Regions from separate parts of the Homo sapiens genome. Here region 2 is linked to region 1. Evidence: read pairs that join two places in POLR2A ChIA-PET (ENCODE). Cell type or tissue: HepG2. All regions are shown on one strand.

Region 1 (5,000 bases):
ACTCCCAATGAGCCTGTGACCTCCCCGAAATCCTATAGCCAAACACACGGGTGGATCTGGCCTCACTTTCCCATTCTCCCACTTGTGACTTTTGATTCCACATCATAGCTAAGGTCCTCGGCAAATTGGATTAAACTTTGGATTTAAAAATAAAATAGAATTAAAATAAAATAAAAAAGTTGGGGACAGGAGAAAGTGGTTTCCAAGAACCTACACCTCTCTACCCTGAAATGACTGAATATTGTGTTCCCCTCAAAATTCATATGTTGAAATCCTAACCCCCAATATAATGGAGCCTTTGGGAGGCTTCATGAATGAGATTAGTGCGCTTACAAAAGGGTCCCAGAGAGCTCTCTCACCTTTTTCCACCATGTGAGGTTACAACAGGAAGTCAGCAGTGTGCAGTCCAGAAAAGAGCCCTAACCAGAACCTGACCATGCTGGCAACCTGATCTCAGACTTCCAGCCTCCAGAACTGTGAGAAATTAAGTTATGTGGTTTATAAGCCACTCCGTCTAAAGCACTTTATTATAGCAGCCTGAACTGATTAAGACACTCCTGAGAACGATTCCTTCGGGGAAGGTCTTGATTAGCCTTCACCTAGCCCAGTTTGCAAACACACTGGAGTGTCCTGCCCATGGCAATGTTCATGTAGCAGCCTGGGAGACAGAGGAGGGGGATTCCTGCAGGAGCAATCTTCCCAAGGAGGCAGTTCCTACTAGCTAACTTTCTTGTCCTGCTTGTGCTCATTGAAGGTCCAAACCTGTCCCCTGCCCTATGTTTGTTTTCCTCCTAATCCCCTGGCTGATGGAGTCAGGCTTTGGAGAATTCCTTTAAGAGTCTTAGTTGGCCTTATGGATCCCAAAACACACCCTTCTCTATTGATGCCAGATTCTGAGCAGGCTGACAGTGCATGCATGAGAACCTTTCATAAAATAGGACTATTTTTTATTCCCTTTGCTTTTTCTTTGTGTTATTTTCCCTCTTCACTCCCTGTCCTTTTACCTTACCATATACATTTGTCACCTCCTTGCCTGGAAAGCCTAGTGTCACCTCCCTGCCTTTTCACAGCCTATAGGATTGAGTCCAAACTTGCCAGCTTGGCCTTTCATGGAGTGCAGGTTTAGTACAGGACTGCTAAACACAGTTTCAGAATGAACCATTCTCCTGGCCTTTATCATTGCCAATATTTCTCTTTATTTTATTTTATTTTATTTTATTTTATTTTATTTTATTTTATTTTATTTTATTTTATTTTATTTTATTTTATTTAGGGAGAGCCGATATTTCATAAGAGTTGATGGACTGCTTTGCCTGGAAACTTGAGAATTCATATTTTTATTCAAAATCGTTTTCATTTTTTTGCTTAGAGCCTGTTAAAGACTGAGGCCCTCTCTCTGTCCCTTCTACTCCCAGCCAAACCCAATAGACACATGTGAGCAAGTTGTCACCTGACCCGAAGCTCCAGCCCCTGGAACCAACTGAAACAAAATGTATCCTTGCATTTTCCAGCAAGGAATTGCCTTGCCTACAAAAATACTCTGTACTTTAATATGCAGATCAATTATTAACAGTAGGCTGTACCTTTCACCAGGTTGTAAAAGGATGACTGCGTAGAGCCACAGCATTCTCCTTGTCAGTGTAGGAAATGCAGAGGAGGATTTACCTCCGGCACTTGCCTCTAAGACACCTAATAAAGATGAGGAAGGCTCCAGCCTGAAGCGTGGGTGAGGTGTCCAGCTGCCCAAAGGCGACAGGTGAGATACTCAGGTCCCCTTCCTCTTTTTGCTGTCAGTTCTGATTCTCTCCTTTCAATCTTTCTCATCTGTGATTGGGAATGGCAGGGGTGGGGTGTGTTTGGGGCATCAGTGGTGGTAAAAATGGTCTTATGGGCAGGGCCATGTTGAATAAGAGATGAGCATGGAGACAGCGTATTAACTTAAAAGGCCAACACCGAGGCTCATTTGAGACCGTAGGAATTCCAGGGAGACAGTGTTGTTCAGGCATGGGATCGAAGATCAGGAGGGCGGCTCAATAACACGCTGGCCCGGTCACATGACAGACCAGTCCTTGGAGTGAACTGGGAGACAAGGAGGCTGCTTTGGCATGGAGCTGAGAACATCTCTAGATCGCACTGGAAGGCAGAGAGAGGCCAGACAGGGAACTCTGAAGAGCTGCCACAGCCTGTGCCAGGGTGACATCAGGGTGAGTTGAGATGATTTTTTTAACAAACTTCATTTTTTGCAGCAGTCTTAGGCTTACAGAAAAATTGAACAGAAAGTACAGACAGTTCCCACATACCCGTTTTCCCCCACAGAGTTTCTTCTATTAATAACATCTTATGTTCGTGTGGTATGTTTATCATGATGAACCGATGTTGATATATCATTATTAACTAACAAGTCCAGAGTTTACATTAGGGTTTACTTTTTGGGTCGTATGGTTCTATGAGTTTTAACAAATGTATAATGACCTGTATCTATCATTACAGTATCATACAGAATAGTTTCACTTCCCTAAAAATCACCCTCCCTTCCTTCCTGCAAATCTCTGACAACTGCTGATCTTTTTACTGTCTCTATACTTGTGTCTTTTCTGAAATGTCATGTAGTCAGAATCATGCAGAATGTAGTCTTTTCTGACTGCTTCTTTCACTTAGCAATATGCTTTTAAGCTTCCTCCATGTTTTTCCAGGGCTTGGTAGCTTCTCTCCGTTTTAGCACTGAGTGATACTCCATTGTATGGATGTACTGTAGTCTGTTTATCCATTTGGGCAGACTTTCCAGCAAGATAGAAGGCAGAAGCAATGGAAAGGGTGGATGAAGGGAAAACTGCAAGGAACACAGGACAAGATAGAAGCAAGAGCAGGAAGGTTTTGGAGAAGTGGAAAAACAAGCTAGAGAGATAGGCACAGAGGCCTAACCTGGGGTAAGGCAGGGCCTTGTAACCAACGCTCAGTGAGAGAGGCAGCCCCTCACTGACCTGCACCAGGCCTTTCCTGATTTTATAGACAGAGTGTCATGAGGTCATGAGGGCAGGAACCATGTCAGCTTCATCCTGAGAGCCCAGCACTTTGTAGGCATCTAATAAATATTTATTACACCAATGAAACCTTCAAAGTCTCTTCTAAAAAAGCAAGTTCTCCCAGACACCAGAAGACAAATGGCCTAGCAGCCCCTGAGCCAGTCATCTCGGGCAGTTGTGAGCTGGTTGCTTATTTGAACCCTCCATGCCACGGGGCAGCATCAAGCTTGCCTGACACACACCTCCTGAGCCAGGAATTCACCACTTTGCCACCATCTCTGCCTGGCTTGGGAGATGCTCCGTGGACAGAACCAGAGCCGTGCTGCAGGGAAGCAGAAAAACCAAAGGAGATGCATGCCAATCTAACATGCCAGTTTAAAAAAAGGCATTCTTGCCTCAGAGTAAGAATCCAGCTCTCCATGCACTCGTCTTTCAACCCAATCACAAGGCATCAGAATTAGCCCATATGACCTCTATGGGACAAGAAGAGCAAGCAGGGTGATTTGGGTGCTAAGAAATAGCTGTGAGAGGATGATGCGGCAGCTGTGCCCTCCAGATGTTCGGAGAGAACATCTGTGCAACAATAGCAGTAGCTCCCATGCACTGATGTGAGAACCCAGCCTAAGGGGTACAGCAATCTGGGTGGTAGGGGGTAGCTCTCAGAGGGTCTGACAATTCACCTAAAGATTGCAGGACCAATAGGAACCTGCCAGTCAGAATTTCCTAGCTCAGTGGTGCCCTCCAAGCAAGAGAGCTTATCAGCCAGACCTGTGTCTTGGTGCAACATCACTGCTTAAAATCAAGTCCTCCCAAGGCATGGTGTCCATTTTACTTTCTCTGGATGAAATGAAGACAGAGAATGAACCCAGTAAGATGATAGAGTGCTTTGCTTTGGATCTGTTCATATCTTACCCGTGTTTGTGCTCACATGAGTTACACAGTCAGTACAAGGGTAGAGAGCTCTTGAGAATTTCTTACCTAAGGGAAAGAACTTGGGGGCTGCTTTGCTCAAAGGCTATTTTTCAGTGTGGGGCTTATCTAGAGACATATATTTTGCTCCTTGTCCCCACTGCTGTTGCATAACTACGGGAGTTGAGGGTCACTATACACAGACACAGATGGTAGAGATGGGGGCAGTGGTTGGGCAAGGAATAGCTGCCTTGCCACTTCGAAGTCTCCTAAATGGCATCTCTGAAGAAGAAGGATATGTCCACAGGGAGAAGGGCCCCATGGTGACTCTGTTGCTCCTAATGTGCCAGGCTCAGACTCTTCAAACCACAAGAAGTGGCCCAGCGAGTTCCATGTAACTGCAAATGCAAGCAGGAAAAAACCACACTCAGATCTCAGCACAGCATCAGTCTTGGGGACAGCTGGCCTTTCCTAATGCAGCAGCATCTGGCTGCTTCTGCTGTACCTGGATGTCTTCAGGGCAGTTCTTCCACACAGAGGACCCCAAATAAAAGCAGAATTCCTACCATTAAGCTTTCCGTATCCAAAACTTTCTATGTGAAAGATACAGCATCTGTGTCTCACAAGAATCTGTTTTCTTGGGGCATCTGCTATTTGGCAGCTAACCAAAACAGAATTCCCATCTTATTTTCTTGTTCATTTGTGCTACATGGAAGGGACTGGTCCTGAATATTCAGGGCAACATCCAGCATTTGGTAGTAGTGGAGAGAAAGAGAAGAGAAAGCTCTGGACTGTGTTCCTCTGTCTGGGAATGTGACTCTCACACCTCCCAAATCCTCCCATTCACACTTTTTCTCCCTGACTTTCCAGAACCCTTTTTAGGCTTAGCTCCTTTTATCTTACCCTACACGCTTTCTTTCTACCCACACTGGTGGGTACTTTTCAGCCATAGACATTGGAGCACATTTAAATATGCTGGAGTCCTTAGAGAATTAAGAGGTGGGGGAGAGAGGAGGGCACAGAGCTGAGGATGGCACTAGCTCATTCACAAGGAGCCCTGAATTTCCA
Region 2 (5,000 bases), 61 kb after region 1:
TCCCATGCATGACTCAGTCAACTTCTAGGGCAGTGATTCTCTCCTGGGCAATTTTGCCTCCCAGGGGAATTTGGCAATGTCTGGAGACACTTTTTATTGTCATGACTGGGGAGTTGCTACTGGCATCTGGTGAGTAGACTCCATGGATGCTGCTAGGCACCCTACAGTACACAGGACAGCCCCTATGACAAAATATTATCCAGTCCAAAATGTCCACAGTGCTGAGGCTGAGGAAGCCTCTTCTAGAGATTGTCCTCCCAAGCTGCTCGTCTCTTTTTCCTTCACCAACTAAGGCTTTACCTTGTACCTAAGAAATTCAATTGGCTTTTTTGAACCTTATATGGGTTCATACATGGGCCTCAGAGAGTCCACAAACTTGCACAATTCTGTTATTGTGTATGTATTTATTCTGCCTGTTGGGGAAGGGAGCTTTCATCAAATTCTCAAAGGTTGTATTCTATGTTCATTCTGCGTATGATTTCCCTACCTCACATTTTCTGCTCATTCATCACTTCTCTTTGCCACACTGCCGTTTTTCTACTTCATAACTTCTCAGCTGCTTCTCACATTGCTGCTTTCTTATCGTGGCCATATTTCCCAGTTCGAATTCCGAAGGTAAGGAATCTGATTATCCTGCTCTCCCCTATTCGGACAAAGCTTTTCCCACCAGACAACCTCATAGGCCCCTGGCCTTCCCACACCACAGCTGCCCTGGGTTCTGGTCAGGTCCCCCATGGGATGAGGAAGGCCAGTAGGGAGTCAATGTCACCCAGAACAAAACATGGCTGCCCAAGGCAGGCTCCCTCAGGACGGGCACTGGCTGAGGCAGGCATCGTGATTGCCGCGTCTAACAAAGATGGTCAGAAAACCCTAGGGTTAGGTTCTGGCTAGAGAAGCCACAAAGCACCTGGAAAGACAGGAAGATACTGGAGTCAATCTGAAACTCCAGGGTGTGGCAAACACATGTAGACCCTCAGAAGCCTAAGAGGAGGTTTTGCAGAACCACGAGGAAAAAATAACTCAGGGACCAGAAATAAGGGTCAGGACTCAAAGCAGTGGACATAATCAGGACAGAACAGGCCGAAGTGCAGACACAAAACAGATCAATAAAACCCAACAGCTCAGCAAAGGTGAGGCAGCTGTGTCTCCCTCTGGCTGCCTTTTCTCCCCTCCTCTCTCACCAGAAGCCAACGCGTACACGCTGAGTGGAGAGGCCGCGAGGACAAGACAGTGGGACATGCGTGTGCTGGGGAAGTCGAGAAGCAGGACAGGAGGCAGGTCTGAGAGATCTGGTTTGTGTCTTGTGCCCTGGTTCTCTCTGCATTCCTTCTCTGTCTCTTTTTCCCTTCCTCATGCCTTTTCCTTAGCTGATTTCCCTAGGACAGAATTATTTTCTTTTTCGGACTGAATGATAAAGAAGTATTTGTTTCCTAAGTCTTCATTTCAAAAGCAACAGGATAGAACTCTCTAAGAAAAAAAAAAAACACAAATCTCTAAATGACATTAAATTACATTTTTATTTATGTAGCCTTGAATGGATTGTTCTACTTTCAGTCAGTAGATTTAAAAGGGGAAAAAAAACATGTTCCTCAGTCCAATGTTATAGATGGCTTAGATGACTGGGCTGCGTTACACCAGCACCAGGAAATATCTAGAGCAGTGGTTCTCAAACTTTGCTCCACATTAGAATTTTAACCCTCAGGCGGCACCCCACGCCATTAAATCAGAACATCTAGGGATGGGAGCCAAACAGCCGTAGTTTTTAAAGTTTCTCAGATGATTCCAATGTGCATCACTGGAGACTCACTGTCTAGGAGGTGATTTTAATAAAGCCCTGATCCTTGCTTGCTTTCTTGCCACTTTACTTTTCCACCAGTAGAATGTAACAAAAGACACCTTTTATTTTTCAGTTAATTAAATTAAATCCCAGTTCATTGAGGTTGTGCTCTAATTTCATGCCAGAAGGCAACCAGCCGGGTAGTTGCTTACTTCAGTCAAAACAACAGACCAGCATTTTGGCATCGTGTAGTCAAGCAATGTTTTTATCCACTGATGAGTGGTTGTTAGTTTAATCTTCAACTTTGTAACTTGGTGTTTAAATTTATCCAAACACAACTTTGGACCCTGGAGATATCCGGACTTATTTACTGCCCACCAACCCCCTCCCCCACTCCCCGCCCTTATTCACCAGAGTGACCAGAAAGCAATATGATCTTCACAGCGCCAGATCTTGCTGTGATAATCCAAGGAAAGAGGAGCCATCAAGCCACTCAAGCAACATCTCAGCTGCTCAGTAAATCTTTCAAGAGCTCACCCAAGTCCCAATCTCAGCTTCCTGATTTCTTTTCCTCTTTATATGTGAAGGGTTTTGTTGTTTGTTGTTTATTTTTTTTATTTTCATAGGTTTTTGGGGAACAGATGGTGTTTGGTTACCTAAGTTCTTTAGTGGTGATTTGTGAGATTTTGGTGCACCCATCACCCGAGCAGTATACATTAAACCCAATTTGTAGTCTTTTATCCCTCACCCCCTTCCCAACCTTTCCCCAAGTCCCCAGAGTCCATTGTATCATTCTTATGCCTTTGCATCCTCATCGTTTAGCTCCCACTTATGAGTGAGAGCATACAATGTTTGGTTTTCCATTTGTTGTTCATTTTTTAATAAACATGGTTGAAAAGACTAGGCTATAGTAGGTCAGTAGGGCCTGTTTCTGAGTGTGGTCTGTTTTGCCAGCACATTCTCATGACCACTTGGCAAAAATGAGACTGTGACATTTTTTTGCTCCCAACAGATGTATTTTTGGTAGCCCACAGGTTCTTCATTTGTTTGTTTACAGTCTTTAAGGAGAGAAAACATGCTGTGAGGAAGGGATCAGATTGAAAACTGCTTAATCTGATGGGAAAAGCCTGAAACACAACTTATTGATGGTCTTCAAAACTATGACAGGTTAGAAGGAAGAACATTCAAGCTAGTTGGTCTCTATTTCCATGGAGGAAGTGAGCTTAAAGTGCAGTTAATTGGGAGTATAGTGAGCCAGAGACAATAACTTTGGAATTAAATAACAAATTTGGCTGCTAAGAAAGTCTATGGCATCTCCATTCCTAAAGAATCAGTTTGCTGTGGAATGGGAGTCAGAAATGGGTGGGTTACAATTCTGCTTTGGTCTCTGACTCACCAGGTGTTACATGGCTTTTCAGGGCCTGTGTTAGTCAACATTCCCCAGAGAAGCAGAACCAATGGGATATATATAGGTATACATGAGAGGAGATTTATTATGGAAATTGGCTCACACGATTATGGAGGCAAGAAGTCCTATTATGTGCCGTCTGCAAGCTGGAGCCCCAGGAAAGCCAGTGGTGTAATTCAGTCTTATTCTGAAGGCCTGAGAACCAGGAGATCTGATAGTGTAGCTCCCACTCCACGGCCAAAGCCTGAGAACAAGAGAGAGGCCTGGTATAAGTCTGAGAGTCTAAAGCCCTAAGAACCAGGGGTCTGAAGTCCAAGGGCAGGAATAGAGGGATGTCCCAGCTCAAGGAAGGAAAATTTTCACCCCTTCCATGTTTTTGTTCTATTCAGGCCCACAGTAGATTAGATAAAGCCCACCCACATTGGTGAGGGTGGACATTCTTTACTCAGTCTATGGATTCAATACCAAGTGTACTGGGTGTTTCTCCCAGAAGCACCCTCAGAGACACATCAGAAATAATATTTTATCAGCTATCTGGGCATCCCTTAACCCAGTCAAGTTGACACAAAATTAGCCATCACAGGGTGTCAGCATCCTCATCTATCAAATGAGAAGTTGAGCTGGATAATCCCCAAAGTCCCTCATTGCATACGAATGTCCTATGATATTTAACAATAGGACATGTAGCCTTCTGCCTTGAGAAATTTAGGTACTAACAGAAATTGTTTCCCTGAGGTCCCTTCAACTTCAACAATTTAGAGTAATTCACCAATGTGTTTCCTATTTTGAATAGGACTAATGTGTTTCCTATTTTGAATTGCAAAAAATATAAACATATCCATATTTGATACCAAGAAATTAGTAATTCTGTTGGATGTGAAAAGAACACGGGTTACATAAGAATATGGTCATAATTGCTAGAGATATATACTGAAATAGGTAGGAGTAAAATAACATGATGTCTGGGATTTTTTTAAATAAAATAATATATATCCAGATTTCACAAGATTTCCTTTGGGCTGGAAAGGTTTCTGAATATAGTGCCTGTGTTCTAGAAAGAGGGGTCAGGAGCCTAGAGTATGCAGATGTTGATGGTATTGAGTGTTCTGTACACAGAACCAAGAGACTAGAGACTTTAGAGACCACAAAATGCTTTTCCTAAAGACCTAGAACATGAAGGTTTAATTTATTTCCCTTTTTCTCCTCCATGTGTTTTGGATAGGTTGGTAAGTGGAAATCAATTACCCCTGAATAAAATAGAAACCCTGAGAGAGATAAGTGACTTTTCTGGGGATACATGCTAATGACAACATCAAAGCCAGAGTGAGGATTGAAGGGTGAGGTACTATGACTACCTCCCTCTACTCCTCCTTCCCCTCCTGCTGGGGAAATGCCAAAGGTATAAGTATCCTTTTGGCACCATTTGTCCTCCAGGGTTTCTGTGTCTGTCCTGTATCTCCTTATTCATTCTTAAAACTCTTTCTAGTGGTCAGAGCTCTCCTTTAAAGAAAGAATAACAAGACATCATAGCAGTGAACTCAGAGCACTATCACTGGCTTTTCACAGGACATGAGCAACTTTCTCACTGGAGGGGTCAGGGATGCTTGTATGGTAGGTGCTCCTGACTGTGATAACTTCACTTGAGCCTACCCTGAGAATGACCCTGTGTGGCAGATGCACCCAAATATATGTTCAGAGTTCCAAGCTAAGGAATTGGAAGTGGCCATCCCAGAGATTCATTCCTTATCTATGAGGAACATCTGAACCCCAGCCCGTCCCAGGGAATGTGGGCCATACAGGGGATCAGCATCCTTT

What was found. Peaks named below come from ENCODE experiments on the same cell type or tissue, not always from the same donor. Only the 100,000 strongest peaks of a DNase experiment are listed, where the experiment ranks them.
Region 2: POLR2A ChIA-PET joins it to region 1 with 5 read pairs; 3 of 35 experiments call an interaction of 5 or more read pairs at or near these places.

The regions. Positions count from the first base shown.
Region 1 is chr5:35,192,307-35,197,306 of GRCh38, reverse strand. The region is part of intron 1 of PRLR (prolactin receptor); the gene reads left to right. Among named protein-coding and RNA genes, the nearest start is that of PRLR, 36 kb to the left of the region's middle. In HepG2, no CTCF peak of the experiment used is centred here; a DNase peak (open chromatin) is centred at 2,006; H3K4me3 peaks cover 1,331 bases.
Region 2 is chr5:35,131,575-35,136,574 of GRCh38, reverse strand. All of the region lies in intron 1 of PRLR (prolactin receptor), which reads left to right. Among named protein-coding and RNA genes, the nearest start is that of AGXT2, 86 kb to the right of the region's middle. In HepG2, a CTCF peak has its summit at 1,125; DNase peaks (open chromatin) are centred at 1,114 and 2,104; H3K4me3 peaks cover 919 bases.